4 separate regions of the Homo sapiens genome follow, and all the other regions are linked to region 3. Evidence: chromatin contacts called from ENCODE Hi-C or POLR2A ChIA-PET data. All regions are on one chromosome and are shown on one strand. The core of a region is the stretch at or near the end of the contact, and the rest is flanking DNA. Distances in the headings are between cores, read along the strand shown.

Evidence for each region. A loop is a pair of places that touch in the nucleus more often than their neighbours do. ChIA-PET counts read pairs that join two places held with the same protein, here RNA polymerase II (POLR2A). Pooled maps may share reads with other maps.
Region 1: a map of gastrocnemius medialis shows a loop between it and region 3 (7-fold over the local background). The contact joins the promoter of NKAP here to the promoter of SLC25A5-AS1 in region 3. A Hi-C loop is called at or near these places in 7 of 168 maps with a recorded cell type or tissue (B cell, CD14-positive monocyte, CD8-positive, alpha-beta T cell and 2 more), 7 of 37 single-sample maps with no recorded cell type and 16 of 50 pooled maps.
Region 2: a loop to region 3 is called in a pooled map, with 8 times the contacts of the local background. The contact joins the enhancer-like site here to the promoter of SLC25A5-AS1 in region 3. A Hi-C loop is called at or near these places in 4 of 50 pooled maps. POLR2A ChIA-PET finds 5 or more read pairs at or near these places in 2 of 52 experiments (Panc1 and activated T-cell).
Region 4: a map of naive thymus-derived CD4-positive, alpha-beta T cell shows a loop between it and region 3 (5-fold over the local background). The contact joins the promoter of LONRF3 here to the promoter of SLC25A5-AS1 in region 3. A Hi-C loop is called at or near these places in 1 of 168 maps with a recorded cell type or tissue (naive thymus-derived CD4-positive, alpha-beta T cell) and 7 of 50 pooled maps.

What each region holds. Positions count from the first base shown.
Region 1 is chrX:119,942,067-119,945,406 of GRCh38, forward strand. NKAP (NFKB activating protein) reads right to left here and starts at 1,685. Exons shown (of 9, transcript NM_024528.4): 1 at 1,154-1,685. The coding sequence starts at 1,539. RefSeq lists an enhancer at 1,422-1,922.
Region 2 is chrX:119,014,125-119,017,666 of GRCh38, forward strand. LONRF3 (LON peptidase N-terminal domain and ring finger 3) reads left to right here. Exons shown (of 11, transcript NM_001031855.3): 10 at 83-232; 11 at 3,411-3,542. Among named protein-coding and RNA genes, the nearest start is that of LONRF3, 41 kb to the left of the region's middle. RefSeq lists a silencer at 1,377-1,436. Within about 2 kb of position 1,392, at least 11 of the 41 ENCODE cell types and tissues checked have a DNase peak (open chromatin) inside an H3K27ac peak, as active enhancers do; they include Panc1, where a contact is called at or near this core.
Region 3 is chrX:119,467,652-119,470,829 of GRCh38, forward strand. It overlaps SLC25A5-AS1 (SLC25A5 antisense RNA 1), which reads right to left and starts at 1,469. Exons shown (of 1, transcript NR_028443.1): 1 at 1-1,469. It overlaps SLC25A5 (solute carrier family 25 member 5), which reads left to right and starts at 793. Exons shown (of 4, transcript NM_001152.5): 1 at 793-975; 2 at 2,010-2,496; 3 at 2,722-2,862. The coding sequence starts at 865. RefSeq lists silencers at 473-852, 1,343-1,582.
Region 4 is chrX:118,972,800-118,976,016 of GRCh38, forward strand. It overlaps LONRF3 (LON peptidase N-terminal domain and ring finger 3), which reads left to right and starts at 1,819. Exons shown (of 11, transcript NM_001031855.3): 1 at 1,819-2,798. The coding sequence starts at 1,982.

The DNA of each region.
Region 1 (3,340 bases), core at 435-2,934, 470 kb after region 3:
AGAAACTTAGAAATATTACAGGCATTGAGAGGTAGGTTAAAGTTCCAACAGTTGGGAGATGTCTTGAGTCTTTTTCTTCCGGCAGTGGGAGGTAATAAAGTATAGTGATGAAAAGGACAGGCTCGGCAGGGCATGTGGGGTCATACCTGTAATCTCAGCACTTCCGGAGGCCAACGTGGGAGGATCACTTGAGCCCAGAAATTCGATACCAGCCTGGGCAACATGGTGAAACCCTGTCTCTACCAAAAAATACGAAAATAAGCCGGGTGTGGTGGTGCGCACCTATAGTCCCAGCTATGAGGGAGGCTGAGGTGGGAGGATCACTTGAGCCCAAGAAGGTGGAGGCTGCAGTGAGCCAAGATTGCACCACTGCACTCCAACCTGGGCGACAGAGCTAGACCCTGTCTCAAAAACAAAACAAAACAATCCCCAAGCTATGCATTTTTCCACTCCAATACTCACTTTGATTAGAGATCTAGTCTCATCCTGGCGTCATTTTTCGAGGTCAAGACTGAGACCACTTAACAAGACCTTCCTCAAAGTGGGGTCATCTATAGCTTATCAGATCACTTTTCCTACATGCATCTAATCGTCTTGTCTGAGGGGAAGGTTTATTTCCTCTCCAACTTAAACCCTTGATTTCATTCCTTCCTAATTCCCCACAAAACGTTTCTACATAAATATCCTGTTATCTCAGACCTGTAAGTTCCTTCATTCAACAAGCAATGGTTGAGCGCCTATAAAGTACCAGGCACTTAGAATTCTGTGATCAGAATTCTCCTCCGTTCACTGGCTCCTCCTTTCCATGAGCTCAGTCTAGTGGGGAATACAAATATATTCACGAATGATAATGACACAACCAGGTAAATGCTACAGTTCTGGTAGGTCTGAACTCTCGGCAATATTCGCTAACAAGACAGGAGGCGGAAGGGGGTAGCGGGAGACCAGGGCACTATATGAAGGGGCCTGAGGGTAAGGGAAAATGAAAAGGACGAATAAAGGGTTGTCGTGGGTGGATTAAAGAAAGGGATGAAAATGGGCGCAAGGCAAGCAGAGTGAGCGAAATGCGAATAGTCAGAAGCGGAATGAATGATAGATCGGACTCCAAAGGCACGTAGGCTCGTACAAGAGAAAGTGCGGCCGTCTCACTCACTTCTGCCGCAGGCTCTCCTCCCTCTCCTTGTCGAGGAGGCTAGGCCAAGGCTTGTCGCTCCCGTAGGGGCGCGAGTAGCTGCCGTAATAGACTGACGAGGAGGCAGAAGCGAAGGGGATGCCCCGGGGCGCAGAGGGCCGCTCTCTAGAACGCGACCGCGAGCGTGAGCGGTAGGACTGGTTTCGGGAGCCTTGGCTGAGGCCACCCAGCTGATGGGTGAGTCCATTCCGGTCCCCGGACCGAGAGCAAGAGTGCGAGCGAGAGCGGCGGCCCCGCGGGGAGCGGGCAGATTTGCTGGGCTTCGGACTCTTCGACGAACTGCGACGTCTTCCCCCCGAGCCCGAGGCCTCCCTATCCGGGCTGCGTGAGCCGGACACCGGAGCCATGGCTACTGGGGGGCCCCAGCAGCCGTGGGACAAGGGGGCGCTCTCGCGAGCCTAGGAAGATGTCTGTTGCCTTGGTTCCCGGGACCTGCCGCTGCGGAACAGCCCAAATCTGAGGAAACCTTGGACACAGTTCTGGGTACTTCTGCAAAACCCTTCCCCGGATCTAGGCGGTCGTCACCGACAGGAAGCGATGTGTGCATCAATATAAATAAGCCGGTGGGGCAACTAGATTGCGTGCATCCTTCCAGTTCCGAGTGAGGCTCCTCAAGTCTAAGCAAGAGACCAAGTTCTTTCTCAGCCTTGAACTTGAAACACTTGAAGGGAAGTATATATTTCAAACACAATATACAGTATACATTTCACTGAGTGGCCGTATGAACAAGACAGTTAATTCTGCTTGTGTTTCCTGTGCTTTCTGTGTGTATTTATATATAAATGTGTGTGTGTGTGTGTATGTCATGTATGAAAGTATGAATGTGTATTTTCTTTTTCTTTCCAATCCCAAGCAAATCGGGAGGGTTTTTCGCGACTGGGGATTAGCTATGGTGTCTAAGCCCCATATTGCCGTGTTAGCTTAGAGGGCGCAAATTTTGTTAATGACTCGCGCCTGATAAACTTCAATTAAGTTTCCCGCCTAGAGAAAAACTGCATACTTATCCCCTAGCCACCGTCTCCACCAATATGCCCCAGCAAAAGGAGGTTTTTTTTTTTTGAGACTGGAACTCACTCTGCTCACTCTGTCGCCCAGGATGGAGTACAGTGGCAAGATCTCAGCTCCCTGCAAACCTCCGCCTCCCCGGGCTCAAGCTATCCTCCCACCTCAGCCTCCTGAATAGCTGGGATTACAGGCGCATGCGACACCAAGCCTGGGTAGTTTTTTTTTTGAGGGGGGTCGGGGGAAACAGGGTTTCACCTTGTTGCCCAGGTGGTCTTGAACTCCTGGGCTCAAGCGATCCGCCAGCCTCGGCCTCCCAAAGTGCTAGGATTATAGGTGTGAGCCACTGCGTCTGGCTTGTATTTTTTTCCCCAAAAAGTGTCATTTTATTTTTTATTTTTTTATTTTTGAGACAAGGGCTCCCTCTGTCATCCAGGCTGGAGTGCAGTGGCTATCCTGGCTCACTGCAACCTCCGCCTCCCAGGTTCAAGTGATTCTCCTGCCTCAGCCTCCTGAGTAGCTGGGATTACAGACATGTGCCATCATGCACAGCTAATTTTTTATTATTTTTTAAATTTGTACAAATCTATGGGATACATGTGAAATTTTGTTACATGTATATAATGTGTAGTGATGACGTCAGGGTATTTAAGGTGTCCATTATCTGAGCACAATACATTTTTGTTAAGTGTACTCTCGGCCTGGTATGGTGGCTCACGTCTGTAATCCCAGCACTTTGGGAGGCAGAGGCGGGTGGATCACTTGAGGTCAGGAGTTTGAGACCAGCCTGGCCAACATGGCGAAACCCTGTCTCCACTAAAAATACAAAAATTAGCTGGGCCTGGTGGCACGTGCCTGTAATCTCAGCTACTAGGGTGGCTGAGGCACGAGAATCGCTTGAACCCGGGAGGCTGAGGTTGCAGTGAGCCGAGAGTGAGATTGCACCACTGCACTCCAGCCTGGGCAACAGAGTGAGACTGTGTTTCCAAAAAAAAATAGTGTACTCTCACTCTACCATGCTGTCAATATCAAACATTGAATTTGGGGCTGGGCATGGTGACTTACACCTGTAACTCCAGAAATTTGGGAGGCCGAGGCGGGCCAATCACTTGAGCCCAGGAGTTGGAGACCAGCCTGGGAAACATA
Region 2 (3,542 bases), core at 142-2,641, 450 kb before region 3:
CAAAGCGAATCAGGTGTCAAAAGTGACTCTGGGAATGATGGAGAGGGTACAGAATGTTTCACTTCCACTTTGATACTTTCAGGTTCAGGGAGAGGATTGTGCTGAGCTCATGGGATTACATAACTGTGTCTATCAGCAAGCATCATTGTGGTTTCATTCGCTCAAATTATCCCTAAAGAATCGGATACTCAATCACTTTGGTCCCATGCCGGAGAAAGACGCCGATCCTCAGGTATAGAAAAATGTCTATTTTTAAACGGGTTGTCCCACTAGAAGAGAGTGCCTAGTGTTTGTGATTAGATGGGTATGTGGCTGCCATTCAGCACATCGAATGCAGAGAGGAAGATGGATTTAATTTGGTGTTGTTTGGCTGCACAGTGAGCGTCATGAGTAAGACCAAAAAGATCCCAAGTTAGAATCGGGGTAACTAAAGTAAAGCAGTAGGAACTTGGATCCAAGGCAGGTTTTGAGAACTAAGTAAGATAAGAGAATGGGAACATAGATATCACCAACAGAAGAACCTTCCATGGGAGTCCAGATTCACACCATGGTAGTGTTAGGGTGACAAGTTACATGCAAAGGCCAGGACTTAAGAGAAGGGTATCCTGGGAGCTGAGACCAAAAGCTGCTGCTTTCAGGTAACTTCATAACCCTCTCCCTCATTGCTTTGGGAACTAGGGGATAGGGCCAGCTACCCTTATAAGATTACAACTGCAAGACCACAAAAACTTTTCGTGCCTCGGTCTATCTATGCTTCGCCCTGCAAGTCTAGACCCTTGCTATTGTCCTCACCAGGGCTGAACAGCTCTGTTCATCATTAAATACTGTTAGTTGAGTTATACTAGACAGTAGTTTGTTAGGTTCTACTGATCAGTGTTCTTCCTGGGGGATAGGCCTATTTGAAAGATCAAGCTGCAGATCAGAAGCTCCCTAGGAGAGTGGAGATGGTTAAGTTTCACTAAGCTTTGCTTGCCTGGAATAAATCAGGGAATACTGTCTTTCTAGGATAAGGCTGGAGATATCCTAACCACATATTTCCTCACGACCATCTCTTCCTATGCTCCAAGCTGGCTCTCCTACATTGATTCTTTACTTATGCTCATCCCCAACTCTGTCACAAAAGAAAAAATCTCAATATGCATATTCTGACCAAAAGTCTGGTCCTGCTTACCTCACTAGCAGTATGACCTTGGGAAGATTCCTTTCCCTTTCTCAACTTTTGTCCCATCTCTGACATGAGGAGGGTTCTAAAGCCCCCTCTTCCTCTTGCATTCTGAGGTTCTAAGACACCAGTCTGTTCCCTAAATGAAATGTCTTGCTTTCCTCAGACCACAAAGGTGGCTTCTTTCCCCCCCCATGCAAAGGCATCATGAGTTTTCAAGGGAGAAAGGCCAGTTAGTGCTTCCTGTGACCCAGCTCCTGGCTCTGGGCCACGATGAGTCAGGACTGCAGCATATACCTCTGAGCAAACTCACGATCAAGCTTAATGTTCCCCTTCACCTTCCGGGAAGCGTTCTCCCTTAGGCAAAAGATACAGATCAGCAATGGTAACGGGAAAACACAGATGCTACAGTGTGATTCATAAAGGCTAATGACAGAGAAAGTTGAAATCTTGGGTTTCACTTCCTTTTTTCTTAGTTCTGTTATTATGTTGCTTTGGCAGCAGCAGCACCAGCAAAAAAGAAAAACCCATACCCATCCCAGTTTGCTCCAGTCAATGCTGCATCCCCAGTGGTCCCACAAATAAGCATGTTCTGTCAGGAGGATGTTTCTTAGAAACTGCCACAAGTGTTAATACCAGCTTAAATATCTTTGTTGGTGATCCTTGGAAAGAAAGTTCAGAACATCAGTCTAATATTCAGAACTGATCATAGGAGGGAGAGCATATTGCCAGCTTCAGGGAGGGACAAAAAAGAATGCAAATGAAGTTAGAGGCACAAAGAAGCAAAGAAGGCAGTGAGATTTGGTGACGATCAGAGGAACCAATTTGGAGCCAAATAATTTCAGGTGTAGGCACTTTGACCAGAATGGTTCTCTATAGTCCTAAAACCAAACTTGTGAAAGTTGTGGGCAGAAAGCTCGTTTTAGGCTTAGAAGGAAATAAGTACCCAATGTCTAAAATATGTGCCAGGGAAGCTGCTTTGGGGAAGGATTTATGTGGAATGGGAAAGCTCTTTATTAAAAGGAAATCTAGGGGCAGAATATATTTCTTTCTTTCTTTCTTTCTTTTTTTTTTTTTTTTGAGACGGAGTCTTGCTCTGTCGCCCAGGCTGGAGTGCAGTGGCATATCTCAGCTCACTGCAAGCTCCGCCTCCCAGGTTCACGCCACTCTCCTGCCTCAGCCTCCGGAGTAGCTGGGACTACAGAAGCCCGCCACCGCGCCCGGCTAATTTTTTGTATTTTTAGTAGAGATGGGGTTTCGTCGTGTTAGCCAGGATGGTCTCGATCTCCTGACCTCGTGATCCACCCGCTGGCCTCCCAAAGTGCTGGGATTACAGGCGTGAGCCACTGTGCCCGGCCCTGGGGCAGAATATATTTCTAATGTGAATGTTTTCTAATTGGAATTTTTGCAAAGTGAGATTGTGATTCTTTGGGACTGTAAATCATAGCCTTTGGTTTCAGGGGAGAAGAGAGCTATGGCCCTGTATAGTGACATGGTATACATGGACTATTGCCTTCAGCCACATCAAGGAAATGAGGGGACTTAAAAGACATGCAAAGGTCAAGGGGTCATGGGAATCGAAGGCCTGAATGTTAAATGCATCAGTCCAAAGGACCTCAACAGAATATTAGAAGTGGAAGAGACTACATAGTAGATACCAGCTTGTAAAATCACATTGGCTAGGAGGCATGGTGTATCTGTTAGGATACTGGTTGGTTTGCTTTAACAAGAAACAAAAATGACTGGAGCTTAAACAAGATGGAGGGGCTAAGTCTTGGACAGTTAGGGCAGCTCTATTCCACAAGAGCATTCAGGCACCCAGGCTCCTTCATCACAAAACTCTACCATCCTTAAAATGTCTCCCTCATCCTCTTGATTGAGAAAGGCTGATCCTCACCACGTCCATGTTCTAGCTAGGGGAAAGGGAGAGAAAGAGGAAGGCAGAGGGCATATGCTTCTTTCCCAGAGCATGACCAAGAGGTTACACATATCACTTCCCTTTACATCTCATTAGCCAGAACTTTGTCTCATGGCCTCACCTAGCTGCAAGGGAAGCTGAGAAATGCAGTCTTTTTTCTGGGTGGCTATATGCCCTGCTAAAATAAGGGGGAAAATAGATATAGGGTCAATTAGCAATCTGCCACATGGAGTTGTTCTACCTGGGGTCTTTACCTTGAGCATTTGGAACTCTGCAGACTGATGTTCTTGGATGGGAATAGGATGACTCCATTGTGTTTCTCTGTTGCAGATGAACCCGAATGGCCCAGCCTGGTGCTGGTGGATGTTAGCAGTTCTTCCCTTGGAAAGCCGAGCTCAGCTCCCCTTCCTAGCAATGAGGTCCTTAAAGGACAGACTGAATGGTATTCGACGAGTCCTGGCC
Region 3 (3,178 bases), core at 219-2,718:
CTGTATTTGCAAACCAGGGTCTGGGGCACGGTGGCAGTTCCTTCGTCTGCTGTTCCCTTAATTTCGTCTGGTTTCACTGGCTCCAGGACAGCACACGGTCTAGAGTGGGAAGAGTGAGGCATTCACCTTGGTGAAAAACAACTCAGTAATTAAGACAAATGATTTTTCATGTACTATTTTAAAAAAATCAGAAGCAATGCAAAAATCCATGATGAACAAATGATCAACATTTGAAATACAGACAGGATCCCAACCTGCACTTGCATGACCTTGTCTCGCTTGCCTCACCCTAAACCCAGCCTTGACACTCCAATTAAACTTTATTTACAAAACAAGGGGGCCGGCCAGTAGGATGTAGTTTGCCCATACGACTTTTTTAAAGTATCGCATTGACTACTGTTTATCTCGATGACTGAAGGGTTCTTTTGGCATCCCTGTAGCAAATGCGTCTCACCCTAGTCCTGGTCCTGCTCCAAGGGTTTTTGTCCAGGCACATCGTGACCTCACCCTTCCTCCCCTCTCCGAGGCCTCTCTCAGGGTCCAGCGTTCAAGTCCCGGGTGTTCTCTGGACCCGCCCCTTCCTCTCGCCGGGTCAGGTGCCGAGGGCGAGCACGGGCGGCGCGGAGAGCAGTCCCGGCCCGCCCTCCACGACTCCTCCTCCTGCGAGCTGGGCCACTCAGCGGCTCTGCCGCCCAGCGCGCCGGGGCCCAGACCCCGCCCCGGCCCCGCCTCCGACGCCTGCCGCTCCAGCTCCGGCTCCCCCTATATAAATCGGCCATTTGCTTCGCTCCGCCCCGCAGCGCCGGAGTCAAAGCCGGTTCCCGGCCCAGTCCCGTCCTGCAGCAGTCTGCCTCCTCTTTCAACATGACAGATGCCGCTGTGTCCTTCGCCAAGGACTTCCTGGCAGGTGGAGTGGCCGCAGCCATCTCCAAGACGGCGGTAGCGCCCATCGAGCGGGTCAAGCTGCTGCTGCAGGTACGTCCTGGGATCCAGGAGCCCAACCAGGAAGTGGGGGGAAGGGTCGCACAGAAGGCGGGCGCCCGAGGGGTGGCGGGGAGCGAACTCTAAAGACATGGCCAGGGAAGCGGCTTAGGAGAGGCCAGAGCGGGGCGCAGAGGCAGAACAGAAGTCAAACTGGTGGGAGGCGCCTTTAGTGACCTGAAGTAGTGAGTCTAGGAAGGGGCCGGGGGCAGAGGGCAGGACCAGGCTCTCGGCATCTCCGAGGCGGCGGACTCGGATGGAGCAGTTTCTGAGTGACGGCCTCCCCGGGCCTGGGCGTCAAGGGCGAAGGCCGAAAGCCGGCGTTAGAAAGAGGAACGCCAGTTCTTACCGAAGACCTCAAGGTCGCGGCAAGGAGATAACTGCCCGGGGGAGGCCATGCGCCCGGGTCCAGCGGCCTCCCAGCCCGCGGACGCGCTCAAACCTCGCCGGGCCGGAAGCCGGCGCCGGGAAGCGCGTGTGCCTTTTACGTCCGCCCCCGCGCAGCCGCGGCCGCTGCCGCCGCGTCTCCGCCTGCCTCCCTGCGCCGCGCGCTCTCCAGTGCCGGCTCTAGAGGGCGCTCCTGGGCTAGCGTGTAGGGCTGGCGGCGGCGGCGCTCGGGTCACCTCTGGGAGCGGAGTGGGGGCGGAGCGAGACGGAAGCAGCTCAGGAGACTTGAGGCGTAGGCTGCGGTCCCCAAGGTGACCGCGCCCTATGTGGGACTCGCCCTAATGCCTCTGAACCTGGGTTTGAGGTAATGACCTTTCTCCTAGGTCTGAAGGTCACGGGTCCGCTGGAGGATGCCCCCTCTCCACTCAGAGGGGTGGAGGCTTAATGCTACTGGTGCAGATCACCTCTTCCCCTGTGACAGCCTCAGAGGGTTGGGAGGGTCCAGCCAGTATGATATACGAAGACTAGATTTGAGAGAGGGGAGCCTACCTTAAAGGGCATTGATCGAGATGGCATAAGCTCTTCTCTTTCCCTTCCCCATGGTTATAACTGTCCCTGTTGGCTTCCTTCCTGTCTGTTAGGTGCAGCATGCCAGCAAGCAGATCACTGCAGATAAGCAATACAAAGGCATTATAGACTGCGTGGTCCGTATTCCCAAGGAGCAGGGAGTTCTGTCCTTCTGGCGCGGTAACCTGGCCAATGTCATCAGATACTTCCCCACCCAGGCTCTTAACTTCGCCTTCAAAGATAAATACAAGCAGATCTTCCTGGGTGGTGTGGACAAGAGAACCCAGTTTTGGCTCTACTTTGCAGGGAATCTGGCATCGGGTGGTGCCGCAGGGGCCACATCCCTGTGTTTTGTGTACCCTCTTGATTTTGCCCGTACCCGTCTAGCAGCTGATGTGGGTAAAGCTGGAGCTGAAAGGGAATTCCGAGGCCTCGGTGACTGCCTGGTTAAGATCTACAAATCTGATGGGATTAAGGGCCTGTACCAAGGCTTTAACGTGTCTGTGCAGGGTATTATCATCTACCGAGCCGCCTACTTCGGTATCTATGACACTGCAAAGGGTAAGTTTGCTGTGGGCTTTAACGTTGTGTTCTTAGGAGACAGTTTAAAAGAGCATTGTACCAACCTAACAGTCCAAGAGCTAAAGAGTTGTTTTTTTAATTGCTAAAGGAAGCCAAGATCATCCAATGCAACCCTTGTGTACAGATGACGTGTTTAGGGGATGTGGGGAAAGGAAGTCAGTAAAACTCTGCTTTTTGGTAAAAGCATCTCTTTCCTATTCCCAGGAATGCTTCCGGATCCCAAGAACACTCACATCGTCATCAGCTGGATGATCGCACAGACTGTCACTGCTGTTGCCGGGTTGACTTCCTATCCATTTGACACTGTTCGCCGCCGCATGATGATGCAGTCAGGGCGCAAAGGAAGTAAGTTCCACTTGAGCAGAAGATAAAGTTGTAGTCGTGGGGCAATCTGCTGCCACAAACTGGTGATACATACCTTTAAAATGGCTGTCTGTCCAAGTCAAGGGATGGGGTTGATAGCATCTGTGTCTGTTCCACAACTGCCTTTGAGCTGGCCCTTCAGATGCCTATGAATGAGGGTGCTTAAATGGTGTTAGAGGTTAAGACCAATGGGTAGTCTGTATTCCTGTGGTCATAGCATTAATATTTCAGTGTTGCCCATGCTAATGTGTGAATGTTGGATTTAAAGCTGACGTTCTTAGAGGTGGGGCTCTGCTTT
Region 4 (3,217 bases), core at 569-3,068, 490 kb before region 3:
GGAGATTAAGAGAAACTAAGGTTTGGAGAACCTACCTAAGGTTTCATAGCAAATATGTGACAAATCCAAGGCTTCAAGCCAAGTTTTCCAATGTGTCCCTCGTGCTTTCCTGACTACATCTGGAGTTTCTCTATTTCTTCTTCTCCTTCTCCTTCTTCTTCATTTTTTTTTTTTTTCGTGTGTGTGTCTTTTTTCCCCTATGTGATGCTTCCTTTCTGCCCTGTGACCCTCTCCCTCTGTCCTGTCTTATTAGAAAGAGGCTCTAGAGCTGGCTGCATAGTACCTGTTCTCTGGGACCTTGGTGTTGATCTAAGACTGGTTTAACTACCTAAAGAGAAGCAGAGACCCGAGGGGGCCTGCCATAACCCAACTCTGAAACATGACTTAATCCCAAGTAAGATCAGCTCTAACATTTGTTCAGAAGCAAAAATGATGGATTCTAAAGTTTGACTTCCCCAAGGTCATCTGGCTAAGAGGTGGCTGCAGCAGGGGGCAACAATAGGTCTTCAGGCCCCTGGGGCGGCAACCTGGCACTGCCCAAGAGCCCGCAGGCTCTGAAGGCCAACTGAGCCAGCGGCAAGCCTAGTCCCTGCCTCCCTGCTTGGAGCAGTGCGACTATACCGTTTTCTGTCTGCTCATTTGTGAGCTTGGTTCCCGTCCTAAATGTGGGGGTTCAAGGCAGACAAAGAGTGTGCAGTTGGCCACCCCGCTCGCCTTCAGGAAGTGTGTAGGACACCGTCGAGGCCCCCTAGCCATTGTAAACCAGGCGCTGAGGCTCGTGCCCAGTTGTACCCTTCCCGCGCAGCGCTCAGGAGCGACAAACCTGGAGGCTATTCGGTCTGCCACTGGGCTGTGCCGGGATTCGCGGACTTTCTCCTGAATAGCGCTCTCAGCTCGCGTCTTCCCCCTGCCACTCTCCCACGCCCCCAGAGTACCCACCGACCCCAGCAGGCCGGGTACATCCCTGCCGCGCCCATCCGGCCAGTGGCTCCAGGGGCCGGCCTGGTGTGTCTCCAGCTGGGCGCCTACCGCCTGCCCCAGCGCTAGTTCTGGCGTTGGGGGTAGAGAGGTAAAGAGGGGAGTTAGCGGGGCATCTCCCTCCCAGGGCTGAGCCGGCAAGCGCATCTTCTCCGCGAGTTCCTCACTGTCCAGCGAGCGCTGCCCAACTTCTGCGCCGGTGGGACCCGCTGCTCTGAGTCACTCTTGGCACAGAACACCAAGCACCCTCAGAAACCGAATTCACCACCTTTGGGAGGCTCCTGGGAGAAGGCAAGGAACCCAGGCGGGGCTCCCAGGGCTCTCGGGCTGGGACTGGGTTGTGTGTGTGTGGGGGGGCTTCACGGATACCCCTCCCAACCTGCTTCCTTTCCCTGACAGCAGCCATCTCCCCCAAGAGGGAGAGTCTTAGGCGTCCCGGAAGACCCTGCGGACTGTGCACCTCGAGGTACCAGCCTCTCCTGGGAGGAGTGGGGGGCCGCTGGTCAGCGGCTGGCAGAGGGGACCTGTTTGCTGGCCCGTTTGGAGGTGGGATGGAGTGGGGTTTGGAGACTGAGAAGCCCAAGAGAAGACACTGAGTTTCTCCCCACCCCACAACCCCACTTCCGAAAAAGAACCAGGTGGTGAGGAGGAATAAGGCGAAGTGTAAACACAAACAACCTCAAAAAGAAGCCAAGAAAAGCGAAGCCCAAAGAAGCAAGAGCAACACTGTTACAAAACTGTCTGGTTTTGTAACAATTTCCCCGCCGCCGGCCAATGAACAGCGTGGCGGCACGTCACGTGGTACCGTTTTATATAACACTTTGCTGAGACAAGACAGTTATTAGGCGGCGCGGGGCGGCCGGCATGGAGCTCCCGGAGGCGCGGCAGGGTCAGGAGCTCGGTGGCATGGCGGCGGTGGCTGCCCCGATTTCCTCCAGCTGCCACTCCTTGCTTCGTGTCCCCGGTCCCTAGACGCCTCGTCTCCTCCCGTGTCCCTCTTCCCATGGAGTCAGTACGGATCGAACAGATGCTGAGCTTGCCCGCTGAGGTCAGCAGCGACAACTTGGAGTCGGCGGAGCGAGGGGCATCAGCGGCCCAAGTAGACATGGGCCCCCACCCAAAGGTGGCTGCAGAGGGCCCCGCACCTCTACCGACGCGGGAGCCAGAGCAAGAGCAGTCTCCGGGGACCTCAACGCCGGAGAGCAAAGTCCTGCTCACGCAGGCAGACGCCTTGGCGTCCCGGGGGCGAATCCGTGAAGCCCTCGAGGTGTATAGACAGCTCTCCGAGCGGCAGCAGCTGGTGGCTGAGCAGCTGGAGCAGCTGGTGCGCTGCCTGGCGGAGAAAGTCCCGCAAGGCGAGGCGCTGGCGCCGGCGCCCCCGGACGAGGGTAGCACTGCAAGCGGCACCGTGGCGGCGGAAGAGACGGGGGCCGCCGCGGCTGCGGCGGCCACCGAGGTGTGGGACGGCTTTAAGTGCCGGAAATGTCATGGGTTTCTATCAGACCCCGTGTCCTTGTCGTGTGGCCACACCTTTTGTAAACTGTGCCTGGAACGTGGGCGGGCCGCCGACCGGCGCTGTGCGCTGTGCGGGGTCAAGCTCTCCGCCTTGATGGTGGCCACTGGGCGGGCGCGTGGAGCCCGGCGGGCTGGGCAGCAGCCGCCGCCGCCGCTGCGAGTCAACGTGGTGCTCAGCGGCCTCCTCGGCAAGTTGTTTCCAGGCCCAGCGCGAGCGTCGCAACTCCGGCACGAGGGCAACCGACTGTACCGCGAGCGCCAGGTGGAGGCGGCACTGCTCAAGTACAACGAGGCAGTTAAGTTGGGTGAGTCCAACGCGCTGCCGGGCCGGGGCTGGGGCTCGGTGGCTACATGAGGGAGCGGGAGAACAAACCCCGCAGCGAGAAGGGATTTGGACCAGGGCAGAAGAGGGGGCGGGGGACCCATGGACTGTGGCGGGGTGGGGGAGGGGTGATTCTGGGGCTGGGTCTCTGAGTTTGTTCTGTTTTCACTGCTTATCTGTGTTTCACTGTGTTTGTGTTGATCTCGGTTGCTTTTTGTCTTTTCCTGCTACTTCTGTTAGCTTTTGTGTTCCTGTCTCTCAGTCCCCGTTCCTGTCTGTGTCTCCTTGCTTCTGGTTCTTTTTCTCCGTCTCTTCGTATCTTTGTCACTGTTTCTTTCTTTTTCGGTGTCACTGTCTCTGTTCCTCTGACTCTCCTTCTCCCGCTGCACTCCTGGTCTCCTC